3 separate regions of the Homo sapiens genome follow, and regions 1 and 2 are each linked to region 3. The links are chromatin loops, found by intact Hi-C in ENCODE. Cell type or tissue: Calu3. All regions are shown on one strand. Links, peaks and the distances in the headings refer to the core of each region. The heading gives the core; the rest is flanking DNA.

What was found. A loop is a pair of places that touch in the nucleus more often than their neighbours do. Peaks named below come from ENCODE experiments on the same cell type or tissue, not always from the same donor. Only the 100,000 strongest peaks of a DNase experiment are listed, where the experiment ranks them.
Region 1: it touches region 3 in a loop (2.4-fold over the local background); 3 of 110 quality-filtered maps call a loop at or near these places.
Region 2: it touches region 3 in a loop (4-fold over the local background); 28 of 110 quality-filtered maps call a loop at or near these places.

The regions. Positions count from the first base shown.
Region 1 is chr7:79,497,598-79,505,494 of GRCh38, forward strand. No RefSeq gene overlaps it. Among named protein-coding and RNA genes, the nearest start is that of MAGI2, 48 kb to the left of the region's middle. In Calu3, for the core only: a CTCF peak has its summit at 4,841; no DNase peak of the experiment used is centred there.
Region 2 is chr7:80,016,234-80,024,130 of GRCh38, forward strand. No RefSeq gene overlaps it. Among named protein-coding and RNA genes, the nearest start is that of GNAI1, 110 kb to the right of the region's middle. RefSeq lists an enhancer at 3,533-4,038. In Calu3, for the core only: a CTCF peak has its summit at 3,132 (motif pointing left); a DNase peak (open chromatin) is centred at 3,118.
Region 3 is chr7:79,289,309-79,297,205 of GRCh38, forward strand. All of the region lies in intron 1 of MAGI2 (membrane associated guanylate kinase, WW and PDZ domain containing 2), which reads right to left. Among named protein-coding and RNA genes, the nearest start is that of MAGI2-AS3, 160 kb to the right of the region's middle. In Calu3, for the core only: no CTCF peak of the experiment used is centred there; a DNase peak (open chromatin) is centred at 4,583.

The DNA.
Region 1 (7,897 bases), core at 1,964-6,963, 210 kb after region 3:
CTACAGTGGTACAGAGCATTAGAACGTATCTTTCTATCTAGCTATAATTTTGTATTCTTTAACAAATTGCTTGCTATCCCTCCTTCCCTCCTACACTTCTCAGCCTCTAGTATCCACTGTTCTACTTTTTGTTTCTATGAGAACAACTTTTTTTAGCTTCCATATATGAATGAGAACATCCAGTGTTTAACTTTTTGTTCCTGGCTTATTTAACTTAACATAATGTCTTCCATTTCCATCTATGTTGGCGTGAATGACAGGATTTCATTCTCTTTTATGGATGAATAGTATTGCATTGTGTATATATACACCACATTTTCTTTATCTATTCATCTGTTGTTGGACGTCTAGGTTGATTCCATATCTTGGCTATTGTGAAGAGTGCTGCAATAAACGCAGAGGTACAGATGTCTCCCTGAAATACTGATTTCCTTTCACTTGGATAAATTCCCAGTAGTGGGACTACTGGATCATATGGTAGTTCTATTTGTAGTCTATTGGGGAAATTCCATATTGTTGTTCTCCATAGTGGCTATACTACTTTACATTTCCACCAACAGTGGATAAGAGTTCCCTTTTCTCCGTATTCTCACCAGCATTTATTTTTTTGTCTTTTTGAGAATAGCCATGAGATACAATGATATCTCATCATAGTTTTGATTTGCATTTATCTACTGACTAGTGATTTGGGGCATTTTTTCATATATTTGTTGGCCATTTGTATGTCTTTTTTTTTGAGAAATTTCTGTTCAGATAATTGCCCATATTTTAGTTTGATTTTTGTTTGTTTGTTTGTTTGTTTGTTTGTTTGCTTATAAGATGTTTGAGTTCCTTATATATGCTGGATATTAGATCCAAGTCAGATGAGTAATTTGCACATATGTTCTCTTATTCTGTAGGCTGTCTTTTCACTCTGTTGATTGTTTCCTGTGCAGAAACTTTTTAGTTTAATATAACCCTATTTGTTGTTGGGTTTTTATTTTTCACTTTTGTTACATGTGCTTTAGAAGTCATTCATAAAATCTTTTCCCATGTCAATGTGCTAAAGCATTTTCCATACATTTTCTTCTAGTAGTTTTATTGTTTCAGGTCTTACATTTACATCTTTGATTAATTTTGAGTTGATTTTTTGTATAGGGTGAGAGGTGGAGGTCTAGTGTCATTTTTCTGCATATAAATATCCAATTTTCACAACACCATTTTTTAGAGAGACTGTCCTCTCCCCAATGAGTGTTATTGGCACCTTTGTCAAAATGAGTTGGCTGTAAGTGCATGGGTTTATATTTGTGTCCTCCATTCGGTTACATTGGTCTATGTGTCTGTTTTTATGCCAATACTATACTGTTTCGCTTACTACAACTGTGTAGTATATTTCGAAGGCTGGTAGTGTAAGGCCTCCAGCTTTATTAATAATTTCTAAAAATCATCAAATATTGAGTCAACATTCAAATTTCTTCACATACCTGATAAAAGCTTTTTTCCTCCTCCCTCCCTTCTAATTTTTCTTCCTTCCTTCTTTCTTTCCTTCCTTCTTTCTTCTCTTCCTTCCTTTCTTCTTTCCTGAGACTGATGATTATATGCAGAAATTCATTCAAGATTTATAGATATAATCACATTTTTATGAAGTATACTCTATATGTGGAATACTGATATTAACATTCATTGATAATGTAGAAGATGCTTCTGATTCTGGGGCATCATAATAGCTTAACCAAGCTCTAATTTTAACCATTGATGCAACGGACAGTTCCATGAGAAATCAAACTCATTGGACCTGACAGCATCTTATGGCAAGCACACTGCCTAAATTTTCACCTGCTGTGAGTACCTTCCCTGAAGCTATAGGGCAAATGAGCCAGAGGTGCAGAGGGGTTAAACTCCAGAGCTTGGGGGATTGCCATACTTTAAATATACATACATATACATATATACACATATATACATGTATATATAAATATACATACATATACATATTTACATATATACATATACATATATATATAATTTTTTTTTGAGATGGAGTTTCGCTCTTGTTACCCAGGCTGGAGTGCAATGGCGTGATCTCGGCTTACTGCAACCTCCCCCTCCCAGGTTCTAGTGATTCTCCAGCCTCAGCCTCCCTCCAAACCTCATGTTAAAATTTGATTCCTAGTGTTGGATGTGGGGCCTAAGGGGAGGTGTTTGGCTCAAATGATGGATCCCTCATGAACGGCTTAGTGTCATCCTCATGATAATGAGTGCATTCTTGATTTGTAGGTTCCCACGAGAGCTGGTAATTAAAAAGAGCCTGACATCTCCCTCCTTTCTCTTGCTTGCTCTCTCATCATGTGATCTCTGCACACACCAGCTCCCTTCCCTTTCTTTTTTTTTTTCTTTTTTTTTTTTTTGGAGACGGAGTCTCGCTCTGTCGCCCAGGCCGGACTGCGGACTGCAGTGGCGCAATCTCGGCTCACTGCAAGCTCCGCTTCCCGGGTTCACGCCATTCTCCTGCCTCAGCCTCCCCAGTAGCTGGGACTACAGGCGCCCGCCACCGCGCCCGGCTAATTTTTTGTATTTTTGGTAGAGACGGGGTTTCACCTTGTTAGCCAGGATGGTCTCGATCTCCTGACCTCATGATCCACCCGCCTCGGCCTCCCAAAGTGCTGGGATTACAGGCGTGAGCCACCGCGCCCGGCCCTCCCTTTCTGCCCTGAGTGGAAGCAGCCTGAATTTCTCACCATAATCAGATGCTGTCACCATGTTTCTTGTACAGCCTGTAGAATCATGAGCCAAATATTTTTTCCTTATGAATTACCCATGTTCAGGTTTTCCTTTGTAGCAACACAAAAACTAAGACAATGCCCCAATTCTCCTGTCTTTTGCCAGTGGGGGCTCATTCAAATTGGTTTTGAGTCCTTTTATTAAACAATTTTATTGCACGCAAAAGAATGCTCACACGTTACCTGTCCAGTTTAATGAGCCTGGACAAATGTAAAAATCCATGTAACTACTACCCAAGGCAGGATACGGCACATTCCTACCACCCCATAGACTCCCTCTGCCTCCTTAGAATTAGTCTGTTTTTACTTCAACCCCAAACAACACTTAATCTAATTTATAACACTAAAAATTATTTTTTCAGTACTAGAAATTCACTTAAGTGGAATTTTGCAGTATGTATTATTTTGTGTCAGTCTTCTTTCATTCAGCAAAAAGTTTTGAGATTCATTCATATTCTTTTGTGTAGGTAGTTCATTCTGTATTTATTGCTGAGTATTGTTGCACTGTATAAATATATCAAAGTTGGCTTCACAGTCACATAGTCTTCCATGATTAGGCATGCTATCTCTACCAGGTCCTAGCTGTACACCAAGGGGTGTTCCCAAAAGGCCTATAATTCAATGCTTCATATCCCATGACCTTGCTACAGGACCCCTATGATCTGAGTTATAGTTCTCTGATTGGGAAAAGTCATGAACTCCACATCATGTATTTTCCCACCAGTGATAACCTCTAATATCATGACATCTGCAGAGAGGCTTACATCACAGCCTGAAACCTTTTTTAAATTAACTTTCTATTTTGAGGTAATTGTAAATTAACATGAAATTGTAATAAATAATAGACATAGATCCTGTATACCTTTTGTACAGTTTCCCTCATTGGTGAGCTATTGCAAAATTATGGTAAAATAGAAAAATGAGGATATTGACATAGATTCACTCAAGATCAAGTATGTTTCCATCACCACAAGGATCCCTCATGTTGCCCTTTTAAACTCACATCCACTTTACTTCCACCTCCATCTCCTCCTTAACTCTTGTTTTCCTTTTCTGTAATTATGACATTTAAGTAATAATGTGTAAATGGAAACAGATATTATATGTTTGGAATTGGCTTTTTTCACTCCTTGTAATTCTCTGGAGATTTATCCAGGTTGTTGCATGTATTGATAGTCTTTCTTTTTATTGCTGGGTAGTATTCTATGATCTGATTATACCACAGCGTGCTTAATTATTTTGGAGGATATCTGGGTTGTTTCCAGATTTTGCCTATTACAAATAAAGGTGCAATGAGCATTCATATAAAGGTTTTTGTGTCAACATGAGTTTTAATTTCTCTGTGATAAATGCCCAAGAATTCAATTGGTAAATCATATGGTAGTTGCATGTTCAGTTCTTTAAGAAACTGCCATACTGTTTTCCAGACTGGCTGTAAAACTTTATATCCCAGTCTCTCTACATAGTTGTCAGCATATGGTGTTGTCACTATTTTTTTATTTTAGCCATTCTGATTGATGTATAGTGATATTTAATTTTGATTTTAATTTGTATTTCCATAATGACTAATGATATTGTGCATCTTTTCCTGTGCTTGTTTGCCATCTGTTTATCCCACTCTGTGAAATATCTGCTCATATCATCTTTTAACATGTCTTGACTATTGTTCCAGTACTTTCTAAAATGTTTGAGTATTTTCCTTTTCCTAACATGCAGTTACCAAAGTAAATGACTGCAGGTCCTTTTAGGAAAAGACTGAGACTGGTGACCATTTATACTTGTCATTATGAGAATTTTCAGGAGTATCAGCCTAGATACACCCATGATGCCTCAAGGTCCCATTGTTTCCCCAAAATGGTCTGAACCTTGAAATAGCATATATTTGCCATAATTGGGAGTTCATCCTTTGCAGCTAGGCTAATCTGATAATTAAATCTTGACTTTGTCCTGTGTTCACTTCTGGAAGATGAGAGCCTTCTTGTATACCACTAGGAGGCACTAAGGCTTTCACAGTTAGTTTTTTAATTGCTAATTAATCACACTTGCCTATATATTATCTTACTCAGAGTGAGCTTAGTAAAAACCATTCAATTCCACTATTCTTATAATTGCAGTTTCTCTCCGTATTTCTCCAGCAGCTTTACACTGTGCCAGCTAAGGCATTCACATCCTTTGGTATGCCACCCCAGTACTCCACGATTGTTTCAACAACTGTGCTGCCCAGTTGTGAAAGGGATTATCTGTACTCCACTTACAGATTGCCATGTGGTGGGGAGCAAAGCAGCTTCAAATTCCCATCCAAGTATGGCTTTCTTGAGTTACTCCTGGTACTACCTGTGCCAGGTTAGATTCTTAGGGAATCAGAATCTGTGATGGAGATTAGTATACAGGTGGTTTATTTAGGTTTTGGGGGATCAACACCTCTGGAGCGGAAGGGAAAGAAGCAAGATTTTCCAGAAAGAGAACAAGAACTCAATCCAGTCTCAACAGAAGCCTCAGTTGATCTTCTGGGGAGATGTGAAGATGGATTGACCCTCCAGAGATACTCTGATTGAGGGAAGGGAGACAGGTCTTTCTATGCCGCTTTTACCTGGGAAGGAGATATAACCATGGGTGACCTAGTTCTCTTCAGCCACCTGATGGAACAGATACTTGAGGATTATCTGCCAGACTTGCTCTTAGCATTTCATTTAACAAGGTATCTAGGATATTATTTCATAGTATTATATATAGATATTTCCAATTCCATTGCAAAGTTGCATAGTACCCTATAATGTGCATATACCTAAGTTTATACAGTTCTACTCATATATATATGAGTAAGACTAAATAAAGTATCTCTCTCTCTCTCTATCTCTCTCTCAAGGGTCAAAGGTCATATATGTATATATGTTTGTATGGGCTGTTGATGACCCTAACTCCTGTGTTAGGAGCATCAACTATGTATCATGGTGTGTGTGTGTGTGTGTGTGTGTGTGTGTGTGTGTGTGTGTGTATATATATATATATATATATATATATATATATATATATACATCAACTACATATACCTGTATTTGACCTTTGAATCACACAGGGGTTAGGGGCATTGACACCCTATGCAGTTGAAAATTCACCTATAACTTTTGACTCCCCAAAAACATGACTACTAATAGCCTACTGTTGACTAGAAATTTTACAAATAACATAAACAGTCATTTCACACATATTTATATATTATTTTTATTATACACTATATTCTTAAAGTAAGCTAAAGGAAATATTATTGAAATCATAAAGAAGAGAAAATTTATTTACAATTCATGAAATAAAAGTAGACCATCATAAAGGTCTTCATCTTCATCATCTTCACATTGAGTAGACTGAGGAAGAGGAGAAGGGGGAGGAGGAGGCGGAGGGGTTGGTCTTTCTGTCTCAGGAGTGGCAGAGGCAGAAGAGGTGGAGGAGGTGGAAGGGAAAGCAGAAGAGGCAGGCATACTAGGTGTAACTTTTATTGAAAAAAATTGAGTGTAAGTAGGCCCATGCAGTTTACACCTGTGTTCATAGAAGTGGAATTGCTTGCTCAAAGGGTAAATATATATTCAATTTTGCTGAATATTTCTAATATCTGGTTCAAGGCATTTTACTATTTTACAGTTTGAATAGTGAGTAATGACAGTACCTGTTTATTCATAGTCTCATCAACACACTATATCGTTAAGCTTCTGGTTTTCCAATCTTGTATGTGAGAAACATATCAATGTAGCATTAATTTGCATTTCTCTTATTATGAATGATACTAAGCATATTTTCATATGGGTAGGAGTCATTGGCATTTTTAACTGTCTCTTCATTTTTCTAGCTCATTTTTCTATCACATTGTTGGCTCTTTTAATGTTTATTTTTATCATTTGGAAGTTCTTTATACATTGAGATAGTAACACTTTGTACCATTATAAATCTTTTTTTTTCAGTTTTTCATTGTCCTTTAACTTGGCTCATGGTATATTTTTCTATGTAAAGTTTTATCTTATTTTTGTGTAACCAAATGTGTCTGTCTTTTCTCATATTGCTTCTGGGTTTGGGGTTATGATTAGAAAATAATTCCTCACTTCTGGTTTATAGGATAATTCACACATGATTGTTTGTGAGTAGTCTGGCTCCATAGCAAAACCTGTGTGTAGGTCAGGTGCGGTGGCTCACACTGGTAATCTCAGCTACTCAGGAGGCTGAGGCAGGAGAATTGCTTGAACCCAGGAGGGGGAGGCTGCAGTGAGCTGAGATTACTCCAATGCACTCCAGCCTGTGTGAGCAGAGCAAGATTCCGTCTCAAAAAAACAAAAAACAAAACAAAACAAAAACCTTATGTGTGATATTTTGGTGAAAACATAGACAGTTACACAGCCTTTACCTGGCAGGCCTCATGGAGCAAAGCTGCCCCGCAGTCTGAGACTCTGTGCAGTCTGGAAGGAGTTGCAGTTAAGAACTCGGCACTCCTTCCCACCCCAAGGTTCTTAAGATTTCTGTATTTCTAACCCAAATGCCTCCACTTGGAGGTCTCCTTGTTGTGGGAGTGGGTGGCGGAACAGGCTTGGCTAAATGCTTTCTCAGAGGCCTTTGTCACCAACACCGCTTATCAGGAGGGCTTGAAGACACTTCTCTCCACTCTGACTCACCATTCAGTACTTTTCCACTTCTAGACCTTTCTTGTCTCCCTCTCCTGGCTCGCAGGGGTGTACAAAGGCAGGAGACTTTTGTTTTGGGCTCCCTGGGCAGTGTGAAGTTTCCCCCCATCTGCACTGATACATCTGACCTTTGCCCTGGGCCACTGCCAGGGAAAAATAAAACACTGGGGAGCTAGTGCTTTTGGTGCTTTTTTCCTGTTTAGCTTCTTGCTTAAAATATCTCGGTGTGTGAATTTGGTTTGTTGTCCTAATTTACCACTCGACACCTGGCAGCTCAGTTCTTTCCAGCTCAGCTCTTGCCAATTTTAGATTAGTTTAATTTTTACATTCCTATCTCTGATCCGTTGGTAATTCAGCCTGGTGGTTGGTGCGAGGAGTGAATCTGATGTTACCTTTTCTTATACAGTTATCTTGTTCTTACACCATCACTTATTTAAAAGAATGCTTTTTCCTACTGATTTGAAATATAATCTA
Region 2 (7,897 bases), core at 930-5,929, 730 kb after region 3:
GAATATCCCACAGTATCTTCATAAATATTCACTTGGTATTCCTTCAAAATTAGTTTCTCAGCAAGATTTCTGCTTCCTTTTTAGCAAATATATTTTTTATGAATGTTTTTAAGAGGAGAGTTATAGTGTCACTAATTCAGAAGTTGCCTATTATAAAGGAAGGAGAGAGAAAAAGTCAGCCTCAGAAAACTTTTGTCTTTTGCTTACAGTAAGTGATATTCATACTCCTCCAATTTTGAAAAAATAATCTAACAATGATTGTCTATCCTAGGCTGCTTTTGGATATACTGTTAGTTTCTAAAGCATCTCTGTTTTTTGTTTGTTTGTTTGTTTTTTGTTCTTTGAGACGGAGTCTCGCTCTTTCGCCCAGGCTGGAGTGCAGTGGCGCGATCTCAGCTCACTGCAAGCTCCGCCTCCCGGGTTCACGCCATTCTCCTGCCTCAGCCTCCCGAGTAGCTGGGACTATAGGCGCCCACCACGGCGCCCGGCTAATTTTTTGTATTTTTAGTAGAGACCGGGTTTCACCATGTTAGCCAGGGTGGTCTCGATCTCCTGACCTCCTGATCCACCCGCCTCGGCTTCCCAAAGTGCTGGGATTACAGGCATGAGCCACCGCGTCCGGCCGCATCTTTGGTTTTTAAAAATCATTTTTTCTGCGTTTATATCCAAGAGTAACGTTCCTTCTTCTTCTACGTATCTCATTACTGAATGAGGTCTAGCTTAGGAGTATAGAAAACCCAGAGGAAAAACTGGCAATTAAAAATCCCAACAAGAGAATGCTGGATAACAACACTTTTTTCTCTATAAACCACTTTATTTTAAATTTGTGAATAGTACTGACCTACACTAAGCTTCGTAGAGTTTTTTAAATACTTGTCTTTTTAAAAATAGAAAGTCACCAATGCTTCAATTAATTGTAAAATTCCGAGGTGCTTCAAATTTTCTAGTGAAAGTTAAAAGTGTAAACATATTTTCAAAATTTACCTGTTTTTTCCCTGTAAAATAAGTGATGCCTTGGCAGAGAATATGCATTCTTGCCCAAAGTGCCTACAGTTTGCCTGACTCACTCTGCCTGGGATAGTTCCATCCTGAAGTTCAGTGAGCTCTGAATTTTCACTCTGCAAAGTAAATGAAAAATTTTGGTGTAACAGGCAGAGATTTTGCCACCAACCATCTGTTTGTATTAATTGGATTTGTGAAATGAAATTCCTGCATGGTTTAATGAGAATAATATGCTAAAAACCTCGTTGAACTCCATCTCATGCAGACAGACTTCACCAGACAAAGGATGTAAAACCCCTGCTATTCCTCAGCACTCTGGGCCTTGTAATTAGTGACATGCATGGCAACAACACACCCAGCATGCCTGTGCTTTTCACTTTGGGTTGTATAGTTGCAAATGAAAAATAGGACCCATATTTTGTCAATAAAATTTATATTTGGGGAAATATAAATTATTATAACTTATAAATATTAACCATTCCAGGGCATAAGACTCTGCAAAATGACCTAATTCACAAACATTTTCAGTCTTTAATAAATTTATGATGGATAATTTTAAGTAGTTTACCATATTAGAAATTTATAATGTCAGGCAATACATTTTTAATAGTAAAAATGTGTTATTTCTGAGATAATGCGACATATTGTTCCTTAGCATAAAGGCCTAGATCCAGTAGTTATCATCACAAAAATAATAATCACAATAATCACATGTATTATATGACTTTCATGCTACGGAGTTTTATGATCAATATGTAACAGATAATCTGTTTTCTATGGAATTCTCTAATTATAGATTTTAAGAATATTTTAGTAAAATTTAAAGCATCCATTTCTGCAATATTAGTAAAATTGAAGGATAAGTGAATTTGTGCCTGTCTGTTGGAAGCTTAGTGGCCATACTTAATGACTCATTGAAATTATCCATTAATGAGTCCTGAACCAACTTTCTGAAAACAATTACTTTGACGTTACTATGCTAAGTGAGGAGGATGCAAAAGTGAATAATGTCTAGTAGTCACTGCCCTAAGTCTGTTAAGAGAAACACATGTATAGAGCAGACATTCACAATTCAATACAGTGTGCACAAAGTGATGTTGACGTAGGGAATCAGAGACTGTTTTCCTGTAGATTCTATGAGGATTATATCATATGGAGAGAACAGTTCAACCACAAAGGAAAAAAAGGGTGTATCACGAAGATAATGAAGATATTTCATCATTGAATAACATGCATGGACCATATCAGTATGTCATATGATATTACATACTCTTTCCTGGTAATAATAATATTTCCAGGTAATTGAAGCCAGGAGAAAAATTGTGAAATTTGAAGATAAAATTATAAGATCAATAACTTTCTTTTTTGGCACAGAGTAAAAGGCAGATATTGGCAATCTGTAAGTATTTGTTGAATAAAAGAATACACGTTACACATTTTTGTATAAAATGGATCATTTAAGATTTGCAATGAGCCTACAAAAGACATAAAGAGACACAAAAAAGAGATAAAGAACCTACAAAAGAGATAAAGCATTATGACCTCCATTTGAGATAATACAGTTTAAGATAACAGACTTTAAAAGAATCAACCAAGATCACCCATATAGTAAGTGACTGAGTAGGGACTCAAACATGTTTTGATTTCAAAGGCAGCCACTTTCTATCACATAATACCCCTTCTACCTACACTTTGTTTATATATTCAAATTTCAAGATGTCTGGAGAGCAAGAAAATGTGTTTAGGACAAAGATAAGCGAGAAGTAGAAACCCTACTTTACTTTGAAATTTATCGCCAAATCCCCTATCAAAATCAGGGATAGCTTCATGAACACATGTAGTATGCAAGAATATATGTAATGTAATTCAACATCGGAGTCACTTTCCTCTAAGCAAAGAACTCTTGAGTCAGAAAACAATGACTGTAACACTGAGAAAGTAAGTCCTTGAACATTTTCTTAGTCTTTCTCCAATATGAAAATTCACTTATCAGATTAGTCCTGTTAACACTGTCTAAACAACCTCAGAACGCTTGGGAGAGACAGAATCACATTCACAGGGGGTTCATTGTAGTGAGGGTCTCAGTGATAGTGGAATATATATAGATGAGCGTTGAGAGCGCCACCTTGTGGCCAACATGGAGGAAGACAATCTGGCAGGAGAGCACCATAGGTGGCCAGGAAGTCAGGAACAAGCACAGATGATGAAAGTTTGAAGGTAGGTTGGGGGACGGGGAGGAAAGGCAAAAATGGAAAAACTCATTATTTTACTTATGCCTCGTCATACTTAAAGCCTGGGCTTTAAAAGAGAAGTGTAGGCATGGGACTATTATATTTTCCAATATTTTCCCCAGACTGTTTTAGAGTTTTAAAGAAGCCATAATCCATTGTGCTTCAGAGGAAGAATATGACATAGTGATGTAATATCTGAGATCATGCAGTTACTTGTAAAATTTCCTGTGTCATGGCCACAGTTTCCCAAGTTAGACCAGAACGAAAGTTACCAAGAGTAAAGCAGTGGATTGCTTTGCTAGTAAGTTCTCTAGTAAAATAAACAAGAAAAACTGTATTTTAAAAATAAGATAGTAGGACTCACAGGTAATATGGCTGAATAGGAACAGCTCCAGTCTGCAGCTCCCAGCAAGACCAATGCAGAAGGCAGGTGATTTCTGCATATCCAACTGAGGTACCCAGCTCATCTCACTGGGACTGGTTAGACAGTGGGTGCAGCCCACAGAGGGTGAGCCAAAACAGGGTGGAACGTTGCCTCACCTGGGAAGCACAAGGGGTAGGGGAACTCCCTCCCCTAGCCAGGGGAAGCCGTGAGGGACTGTGCCGTGAGGGATGGAGCTATCCGGCCCAGATACTACACTTTTCCCATGGTCTTCATAACCCACAGACCAGGAGATTCCCTTGGGTGCTGACACCACCAGGGCCCTGGGTTTCAAGCACAAAACTGGGCAGCCATTTGGGCAGACACCGAGCTAGCTGCAGGAATTTCTTTTGTACCCCAGTGGAACCCGGAACGCCAGAAAGACAGAACCCTCCACTCCCCTGGAAAGGGGGCTGAAGCCAGGGAGCCAAGTGGTCTTCCTCAGTGGATCCCACCCCCACAGAGCCCAACAAGCTAAGACCCACTGGCTTGAAATTCTCGCTGCTAGCACAGCAGTCTGAAGTCCAGCTGGGACACTCAAGCCTGGGGGGAGGGGCGTCCACCATTACTGAGGCTTGAGTAGGCGGTTTTCCCCTCACAGTGTAAACAAAGCCTCTGGGAAGTTCAGACTGGGCAGAGCCAACCACCGCACCGCAAACCCACTGTAGCCAGACAGCCTCTCTAGATTCCTCCTCTCTGGGCAGGGCATCTCTGAAAAAAAGGCAGCAGCCCCAGTCAGGAGCTTATAGATAAAACTGCCATCTGCCTGGGACAGAGGACCTGGGGGAAGGGGTGGCTGTGGGCACAGCTTCAGCTGACTTAAACATTCCTGCCTGCCAGCTCTGAAGAGAGCAGAGGATCTCTCAGCACAGCACTCAAGCTCTGCTAAGGGACAGACTGCCTCCTCAAGTGTGTCCCTGACCCCTGTGCTTCCTGACGGGGAGACATCTCCCAGCAGGGGTCAACAGACACCTCCTATAGGAGAACTCCAGCTGGCATCTGGAGAGTGCCTCTCTGGGACAAAGCTTCCAGAGGAAGGAGCAGGCAGCAATCTTTGCTGTTCTGCAGCCTCCGCTGGTGATACCCAGGCAAACACGGTCTGGATTGGACCTCCAGGAAACTCCAGCAGACCTGCAGAAGAGATGCCTGACTGTTAGAAGGAAAACTAACAAACAGAAACAATAGCATCAACATTGACAGAAAGGACAACCACTCAAAAACCCCATCTGAAGGTCACCAACATCAAAGACCAAAGGCAGACAAATCCACAAAGATGAGGAAAAAACAGTGCAAAAAGGCTAAAAATTCCAACGACCAGGATGCCTCTTCTCCTCCAAAGGATCACACCTCCTCACCAGCAAGGGAACAAAACTGGACAGAGAAGGAGTTTGACAAATTGACAGAAGTAGGCTTCAGAACGTGGGTAATAACAAACTCATCTGAGCTAAAGGAGCATGTTCTAACCTAATGCAAGCAAGCTAAGAAACTTGCTAAAAGGTTACAGGAAGTGCTAAACAGAATAACCAGTTTAGAGAAGAACATAAATAACCTGATGGAGCTGAAAAACACAGCATGAGAACCTAGTGAATCATGCATAATTATCAGTAGCCGAATCAATCAAGCATAAGAAAGGATATCAGATTGAAGACCAACTTAATGAAATAAGGCTTGAAGACAAGATTAGAGACAAAAGAATGAAAAGGAACAAAGCCTACAAGGAATATAGGACTATGTGAAAATACCAAACCTACGTTTCACTGCTGTACCTGAAGGTGACAGGGAGAATGGGATGAAGTTGGAAAACACACTTCAGGATATTATCCAGGAGAACTTCTCCAACCTAGCAAGACAGGCCAACATTCAAATTCAGGAAATACAGAGAACACCACAAAGATATTCCTTGAGAAGAGCAACCCCAAGACACATAACCGACAGATTCACCGAGTTCGAAATGAAGGAAAATATGTTAAGGGCAGCCAGAGAGAAAGGTCAGGTTACCCACAAAGGGAAGCCCATCAGAGTAACAGCAGATCTCTCTGCAGAAACTCTACAAGCCAAAAGAGAGTGGAGGCCAAAATTCAATATTCTTAAAGAAAAGAATTTTCAACCCAGAATTTCATATCCAGCCAAACTAAGCTTCATATGTGAAGGAGAAATAAAATCCTTTACATAAAAGCAAATGCTGAGGGATTTTGTCACCACCAGGCCTGCCTTACAAGAGCTCCTGAAGGAAGCACTAAATATGGAAAAGAAAAACTAGTAGCAGCCACTGCAAAAACATAACAAAATGCAAAGACCATCGACACTATGAAGAAACTGCATCAACTAGTGGGCAAAATAACCAGCTAGGATCATAATGACAGGATCAAATTCACACATAGCAATATTAACCTTAAATGTAAATGGAATGAATGCCCCAATTAAAAGACACAGACTGGCAAATTGAATAAAGAGTCAAGACTCATCGTTGTGCTGTATTCAGCAGACCCATCTCACATGCGAAAACACACATAGGCTCAAAATAAAAGGATGGAGAAATATTTACCAAGCAAATGGAGAGGAAAAAAAAACAGGAGTTGTAATCTTAGTCTCTGAAAAAACAGACGTTAAACCAACAAAGATCAAAAAAGACAAAGAAGGGCATTATATAATGGTAAAGGGATCAATGCAACAAGAAGAGCTAATTATCCTAAACATGGATGCACCCAATACAGAAGCACCCAGATTTATAAAGCAAGTTCTAAGAAACCTGCAAAGAGACTTAGACTCCCACATAATAATAGTGGGAGACTTTAACACCCCACTGTTAATATTAGGCAGATCAACAAGACAAAAAATTAACAAGGGTATTCAGGAGTTGAACTCAGCTCTGGACCAAGCGGACCTAATAGACATCTACAGAACTCTCCACCTCAAATCAACACAATATACATTTTTCTCAGCACCACATTGCACTTATTCTAAAATTGACCACAAAATTGGAAGTAAAACACTCCTCGCAAATGCAAAATAACGGAACCCTCTCTCAGACCACAGTGCAGTCAAATTAGAACTCAGGATTAAGAAACTCACTCAAAACCACACAACAACAGAGAAACTGAATGACCTGCTCCTGAATGACTACTGGGTAAATGACATAATTAAGGGAGAAATAAATAAGTTATTTGAAATCAGTGAGAACAAAGACACAATGTACCAAAATCTCTGGGACACAGCTAAAGCAGTGTTTAGAGGGAAATTTATAGCACTAAATGCCCACAGGAGAAAGCAGGAAAGATCTAAAATCGACACTTTAAATCACAATGAAAAGAACTAGAGCAAGAGCTAACAAATTCAAAAGCTAGCAGAAGACAAGAAATAACTAAGATCAGAGCGGAACTGAAGGAGATAGAGACACGAAAAACCCTTCAAGGGATCAATGAATCTGGGAGCTGGTTTTTTGAAAAGATTAACAAAATAGATAGACCACTAGCCAGAATGATGAAGAAGAAAAGAGAGAAGAATCAAATAGACACAATAAAAAATGATAAAGGGGATATCACCACTGATCCCACAGAAATACAAACTACCACCAGAAAATACTATAAACACCTCTACACAAATAAACTAGAAAATCTAGAAGAAATGGATAAATTCCTGGACACATACACCCTCCCAAGACTAAACCAGAAAGAAGTTGAATCACTGAATAGAGCAATAACAAGTTCTGAAATTGAGGCAATAATTAATAGCCTTCCACTAAAGAAAAGCTCAGGGCCAGAGAGATTCACAGCTGAATTCTACCAGAGGTACAAAGACGAGCTGGTACCATTCCTTCTAAAGTCTTTTTATGAAGCCAGCATCATCCTGATGACAAAACCTAGGAAACATAACACAAAACACAAAAAAGAAAATTTCAGGCCAATATCCCTAATGAATATTGATGTGAAAATCCTCAATAAAATACTGGCAAACTGAATCCAGCAGCACATTAATAAGCTTATCCACCATGATCAAGTGGGCTTCATCCCTGGGAAACAAGGCTGGTTCAACATGTGCAAATCAATAAACGTAATCCATCGCATAAATAGAACCAATGACAAAAACCACTTGATTCTCTCAATAGATGCAGAAAAGTCCTTTGATAAAATTCAACACCCCTTCATGCTAAAAGCACTCAATAAACTAGGTAGTGACGGAACGTATCTCAAAATAATAAGAGCTATTTGTGACAAATCCACAGCCAATATCATGCTGAATTGGC
Region 3 (7,897 bases), core at 1,497-6,496:
AAAATTAACTGGGAGGGCAGCAGTTGTTAACATCTCTAATAGCTTACAGAAGTATGACATTTTCTATGTTGGAAATCATGTCTCAATGCAATGGGTGCTTAATATTTTCTAACACCTTTGAGGGCAAGGTCATGAGATTTAATATGTATTTCATATTACTGAGATCGTAAAATCAATTAAGTAACAGATGAGGCACTCATACAATCCTCTCTGATGGACTATTATTGATGACTAGTAATATAACAAATAACAGTCATCCCTGAATATAGATCACCTAGTTTTATTAGACCCAGATCAAAGACATTATCTTTAGTGGTAAAAGGCAAATAAGAATATAGATGAATCTCTTGGATTCAGTTACCACTGGACTAGGGCAGGGAGCTCATCCACTTCTCGAGATAATCTCACTAGAAAATTGATTTAATTATCCTATAGCAGTTAGAGCAGGAAATCTGATTTCCATTTCTGCAGTGTCATTTTAGGAACCTTAAAACATTTCCAAGTTTTAGTTCACTTTTTTATTTCTGCCTTTGCATCATATAATTAATATCTGTCTTAGAATTGTAAAAAAAAATTTAAAAAATAAAAAGTAATTTTGAAAACCAAATTTGGGTTATAATTTCTCTTCATTTAACCATTTCTTAAATATTGGGTGGGATTCCAGCTCTTCCCATTTTTTAAAGTGATCTATTCTTCTCTAAGATTTTTGTTATTATCTTTAATGTTGGTAATACAAAATCTATATGCCCAGCCTCCAACTCAACTCTACCATTTTAAAAATCACATATTAACTACATATTGCATACTTGAAAATGGTTTTATTAATTCAACAAATGTGTTTAGTGACTTCTAAGGGTACTATTGCTATTGTTATTATTGGTTACAATGATAAGCAAAACACAGAAATTTCCTGTCCTCACAGAACTCCTATTCTCGTACCACCTCAAAAGTAACATATCAAAAGCTAAACTCACCACTTTCCTTTAAACTAAGCTTCGATCACTTTTGCTATCTTAATATGATTAATACAATTGTGGATATATATATATGTATATATATGTACTATGTACATAATCTTTTTAATTTTAAATTTTTTTGAATGGTCAGATTATAAAGATGAGTCTGATATTATTCACCTCTGTTCTTTTTTGCTACAAATTACAGTTTTCTCAATGCTTATGACAGACGCATCCATCTATACGTCCATTGATGCCAAAAAATAAACATTCCTCCATGTTCACCTCAAATTTGCTTTCCCTCATTTTTTTTTCTGGCTTAATGAATGATGTCATCATCTACATAGCTAAATGTGGCCTTCATTTTTTCTAATATCTATTCATGTGTGATTTCTTCACACATTTAGTGTTCATTACTTTTCCACGATATGGTTCTAGATGCTGCAAGCATATAGATGGATAAAACCCTTTGAACTCCTACATCCAAACAACTATTAAGTCATCATGAATAACTACCAAATCCAGAGGAATCTTCTGGAAAATATCGTTCTAATATGCTCCCTTTCTGTTTTTTAAAATAATAGTTTTATTGAGATATAAGCACATACCATAAAATAGTTGTTTTAAAGTGTATAAGTCATTTGCATTACTAATCGCGGGGATTTAAAAATAGATAAAACATAAAAAATGAAGCTTACAATTCAGTGGCTTTTAGTTAGTCACAGAATTGTGGAGCTATCACTATGAATCATTATAAAATATTTTCACCACCTTAGAAAGAAGATCTGTACCCATTAGTAATCACTCCCCGCACTCCACTTTTCCAGTCCTTGGCAAATACTAATGTACTTTTTGTCTCTGTGGATTTTCCTATTCTGGACATTTCATATAAATTGAATCAACAATATGTGGTCTTTTGTGTCTTTTTTTCATTTAGCATAACGTTTTCAAGTTCATGTATGTTGTACTATATATCAGTACTTCATTCCTTTATATGGATGAATAATATTCCATTGTATGTATAAACCACACAATTTATCCATTCATCCATTGATGGACATTTGGGTTGTTTCCAACTTTTGGTTATTATGAATCATGCTTTCATAAACATTTGTATACAAGTTTCTGTGTGGACATATGCTTTCAATTTCTTTTGTTATATACCTAAGAGTGGAATTACTGGGTCTTATGGCAACTTTCTGTTTAATATTTTGAGGAAATGCTAAACTGTTTTCCAAAACAGCTCTACAATTTTACAATCCCACCAGCAGTGTATCAGGGCTCCATTTTCTCCATATACTCACCAATACTCATTTTCCATTTTTAAAAAGTTACAGACATCCAAATGAGCATGAAGTGATATCACATTGTGTTTTAAATTTGTACTTCTATAATGACTAATGATATTGAGCACCTTTTCACATGCTCATTGGATCTGTATGCTGTCCTTGGAGAAATGACTATTCAGGCCAATTTACCCATTTTAAAAACTGAGTCATTTGTCTTTTTATTGTTGAATTGTAAGAGTTTGTTATATAGACTATATATAAATCCCTTATCAAATATACAATTTGCAAATATTTTCACCCATTCTGTGAACTGTCATTCATTTTCTTGATGGTGTCCTATAAAGCAATTTTTTTTAATTTGATGAAGGCCAATTTATCTGATTTTTTTTCACTTATGATTTTACTGTCATGATTAAGAAATTTTTTGTTTGCCTAATCCAAAGACTTATTCCTATGTTTTCTTCCAAAACTTTTATAGTTTTAGCTCTCACCTATGCTCTATGATCCAGTTATAGTTAATTTTTATATGTGATGTGACGCAGGGGTCCAGCAGCTTCATTTTTTTACATGTGGAAATCCAGTTATTTCAGTACCATTTTTTGAAAAACCTACAAATTGTCTTGGCAATTTTGTCAAAAACGAATTTGCCATAAGTGTAGGTGTTTATTTCTTGACTCTTAACATTTCATTGGTCTGTATACAATTTCATTTATTTACTTATTTATTTATTTATGCCAGTACAACATTGTTTTGATTACTGTATCTTTGTAGCAAGTTTTAAAATTGGGGTTGGCACGGTGGCTCATGCCTGTAATCCTAGCACTTTGGGAGGCCAAGGCAGGCAGATCACTTGAGGTCAGGGGTTTGAGACCAGCCTGGCCTGTGTGGTAAAACCCTGTCTCTACCAAAAAAAATAAAAAAATAAAAAATTAGCCAGGTCTGGTGGCATGTGCCTGTAATCCCAGCTACTCAGGAGGCTAAGGCAAACAGAATCACTTGAACCTGAGAAACAGAGGTTGCCGTGAGCTGAGAGCATGCCACTGCACTCCAGCCTGGGTGACAGAGTGAGACCCTGCCACCAAAAAAAAATAAAAGAAAAAAAAAGTTTTAAAATTGGGAGGTACCCTCTATCTTTGTTCTTTTTCAGGATTGTTTTGCCTATTCTGGGTCCTTTATCTTTCTTCACATCAATTTTGGACCACTTTGTCAATTTCTGCAAAAAAAAAAAAAAAAAAAAAAAAAAAAAAGGCAGCTCCTCAGCTGTCATTTTGATAGGGATTGCCCTGAGTCTGAGAATCAATTTAGGGAATATTCCCATCTTAATTAAGTCTTCGGCTTCCTCTGTTTTCTTCTGCCACTGCTGGGTGTTGCTTGCCATTACCTCCAACCTACATTACTGCTTTAAACAATTAGATTCATTTCCCACTGCACTCCGGAAAAATTTCAAACTCCTCACTCACTCTGTCCTACAGTGCTTTCTGTGGGTCAGTATGTACTATCCCTCTTTGACCTTATAGCTCTTCCACTTCTTTACTGTTTCAGTTGTTTTTTGTTCTGGTCCTGAACAGAGCATGTTTATTCCTATATCAGACCCTTTGTTTTCTATGTTCCCTTGTCTGAAATCCTCTTCCCTGAAATCTTTGTAAGCCTGACTCCTTTTTATCATTCACTTCTTAGTTATGATCTTACTTAAGCATACCATCTAGTGTTACAAAAAATGAAAAATCTTTATTCCCTTCTTTCATTCCCTAGCTGCTCTCTTTCATATTTCCCTATTTAATTTTCAAGAGTACTTACAAGTATATAAAAATTTCCCATTTATTATTTATTTCTTTATTGTCTAGCTTCTTACCTAAAATATAGACTCCAGAATCTTGAACAATGCTTCACACAGTTTGCATTTAATAAGTATGCTAAATGTTGTTGCATGGATTTCAATAATTATTTTCTACATAGTTCTTCAAGTAAGAATAATAGTGATAAGTATAACAATGGTAGATAATATTTGTCTGGCACCTATGTGTTAGGCTTTGCAGCTAAGCACTTTATAGTTTAATTTACAATGACATTATAAGGTATGTACAATCATTCACTTCCACTTGACAGATGAAAAATTTATGGTTTAGGAGGCAAGTAACTTAGCCAAAATCACTGGTCAAGGGACAGAGCTAATATTTAAATCTATGCAGTCTGGCTCCAAAGCCTACACCGGGAGACCTCTCAGGCCTCCTAGTCATTAAATAAACATTTGCTCAAGCGCCTTTTATGCTGTAGGCACAGTGTTGGTTGCTGTGCATACAACCACCAACGCCTTCAAACAGTACTTCATATACAAAAGTTGTAAAGAGGCTGGGCGTGGTGGCTCTTGCCTGTAATCCCAGAACTTTGGGAGGCCAAGGAGGGTGAATCACTTGAAGCCAGCAGTTCGAGACTAGCCTGGCGAACATGGTGAAACCCCTTTTCTACTTAAAATATAAAAATTAGCCAGGTGTGCTGGCGTGAGTCTGTAATCCCCTCAGGAGGCTGAGGCAAAAGAGTTGCTTGAACACAGGAGGCAAAGGGTGCAGTGAGCCAAGATTGCACCATTGCATTCCAGCCCGGGCAACAGAGTGAGACTCCGTCTCAAAAAAAAAAAAAAAAAAGGAAAAAGAAAATAATGAAGAATATGTATGGTGATGTTGTAGGACTTTCTCCTTTCTCCTCAATTCAGCTAAAAACCATTTTCTTGTCACGTGACCAGAAAAGATTAGGCTTGCGGACACATAGAAGGGTGCGAAAAATAGAATTTATTGGGCAGAAAAGGAAAAAAAAAACTCAGCAAAGCTAGAGAGGTTCCCATTAACAGGCCCCCATCTCACCGATTGAACCTTAGGTTACCAGTATGGAACAGGGGAAGCCAGGCTCCTCCCCAATGCAAACAGCACAAACTTTCCATGGGTCCGCCCCATCCTCTCAGTGCACAGGCCTGTCTGTCAGAGATTCTCCAGAGAGTCCTTTTTACTTGGCTGTCTCAGTGAAGTCACTTGGTAGACAGTCTAGGATATCTTGCTGAGGAGTTTATTCTTTTTCTTTTTGAACATACTAGGTGATAACCCGACCTGATCAAGTCAGCATTTAATTTAATTGTGCTATGTTTCATTATGTACAATAAGATTATATTTTGGTAGCTTTTTTTTTTTTTTTTTTTTTTTTCTGAGACGGAATCTCACTCTGTTACTCGGGCTGGAGTGCAGGGGCGCAATCTCGGCTCACTGCAAGCTCCGCCTCCCGGGTTCACGCCATTCTCCTGCCTCAGCCTTCTGAGTAGCTGGGACTACAGGCGCCCGCCACCACTCCCGGCTAAATTTTTGTACTTTTTTTTTTTTTAGTAGAGACGGGGTTTCACCGTGTTAGCCACGATGGTCTCGATCTCCTGACCTCGTGATCTGCCCGCCTCGGCCTCCCAAAGTGCTGGGATTACAGGCTTGAGCCACCGCAACTGGCCATATTGTGGTAGTTCTTTTAGTGGTTGAAATTAATGAAATTCTCTGGAGAATAAATATATCTTTTCTTGATGGAGTTTTATTTTGCCATAGAATCTAACAGCAATTCCAGGTTTTTCAGAAAATTTTAAAATTTAAAACATTATAAAACAAAAAAAAGGTAAATGACAAGCTTAATTGGAAATCCATTAGTTACAAACTTTAGAGCTAATTTTATATGTCCTCATGCCCAAAGAAGTGTTATATATTTTAAGACCAGAGTTCAGATAGTGAAGGAATAGACAAAGATTGCAGAATACATTATGGTACTTAAGTACAAAATCAAGACAAAAAGTGACTTCAGTATAAAATAATCAGTGCTATCACCTGCAGTATATCCAATGGAAGAAATAATAAATACAACTTAGAGATTTTCTTGGTACAACCATTAACAATATCCATAGCATATTATATTTGCTAAATATATAATTGCTTTTCAATTACCTCTTTAAAAGCTCCTTCAGGCACGGTCGAGTCAAGGGAAAATGGTTAATATACTTCCTATTCTTCCCAGGATTATTTAGTATGCCTGTCCAGACACTTTCAAACAATGGCTTATATCACTACTTCATTTACCTCTGGTCTAGGGGAGGTGGTAGAGTAGTGCAGCTAGTGAAGCCAGGCTAGCTTTACGAAAGCAGGAATTTTTTTTTCACACTCTTGTATCCGCAGTGACTAGCATTGTGCTTGGTACTTGGTAGACAATACCACATTTCGGTGATAGTAAGATGCCTTCAATTATTAGATATATCATAATTTTAAACGTGATCAAGAAGAAAACACACTTCCAATTAAATTGTGACAAATTATGTCTTATTACTTTGAATTTTACTTATATATTTATTCAAAATATTATTTTAGGCTTATTTAGACATAGATTTGTCATATGCTGTTCTAGTGAAAATGAAAACAGAAAACAAGAAAAGTGAAACTATTCCTAAAAATCTTCACATTCAGGATTTAACTTTCCTAATTGTGCATTAACTCAGAGTTGTTCAAATCCATGTTTCAGTACAATATTGTTCTTTGTGCCACAAGAGCATTGATATTGTGGCATCTCTAAAAAGAGTGCTCCACTCTTGTCTCTGTAGATTTTCTTCCAAGTCATTTCCACCCATTCTGTGATGCTATTGCTGGTCCTTTAATCTTATCTAAAGTTGTAATAGAAAGTTTTCAGACTACAATATCAGAAATCATATCCCCTTTTCATATAATTTGAAGATAGAACTACCATATGATCTGTCAATCCCACTACTGGGTATATATCTGAAAGAAATGAAATCAGTTGTGTTGAAAAGATCTCTGCACTCCCGTATTTATTGTGGCACTATTCATAATAGCCAAGGACATAATCAGCTGAAGTGTCCAACTACACATGCATGGATAGAGAAAATGTGGTATATATACACAATATAACACTCCTCAGTCATAAAACAGAACAAAATCCTATCATTTGTGGCAACATGGATGAACCTGGAGGACATTATGTTAAGTAAAATAAGCCAGGCACAAAAAGACAAATACCACATGAGCTCATAATGGGAAATTGCAAACACTGTGGGCCAGGTGGTGGGATCCTGAAAAGGATATGTGGAATCCTGAAAAGTTGATTCATAGTAGAGAGTAGAATGGTGGTTGTCAGAGGCTGGTTAGTATAGAGGAGAGGGGAGAATGAGGAAGGTTGGGCAATGGGCATAAAGTTACAGTTGGATGGAAAGAAGACATTCTGGTGTTCTACTTCACAATAGAATGACTATAACTCACAATAGTTTATGGTATATTTCAACATAGGTAGAAGAGAGGATTTTGAATGATATCACTACAAAGAAATAATATGTATTTAAAGTGATGGATGTGCTAATTACTCTGATTTGACATTATACAGTGTAATACATGTATTGAAATATCACACCATACCCCATAAATATGTACAATTATGTGTCAGTTATAAATAAAGTAAAACAAAAAATAACCCTTAAGTATTTCATTAAGTTGAAACCTCAAGAGAACGGAGTCATTCAGTCATGCCAGCAGGAAGAGCAATCAAGTTTGCACATGTGCAGGCAATGACAAATTCATACATCACAACCACCACCTGGCCTACAGTGTTTGCAATTTCCCATTAATTGAA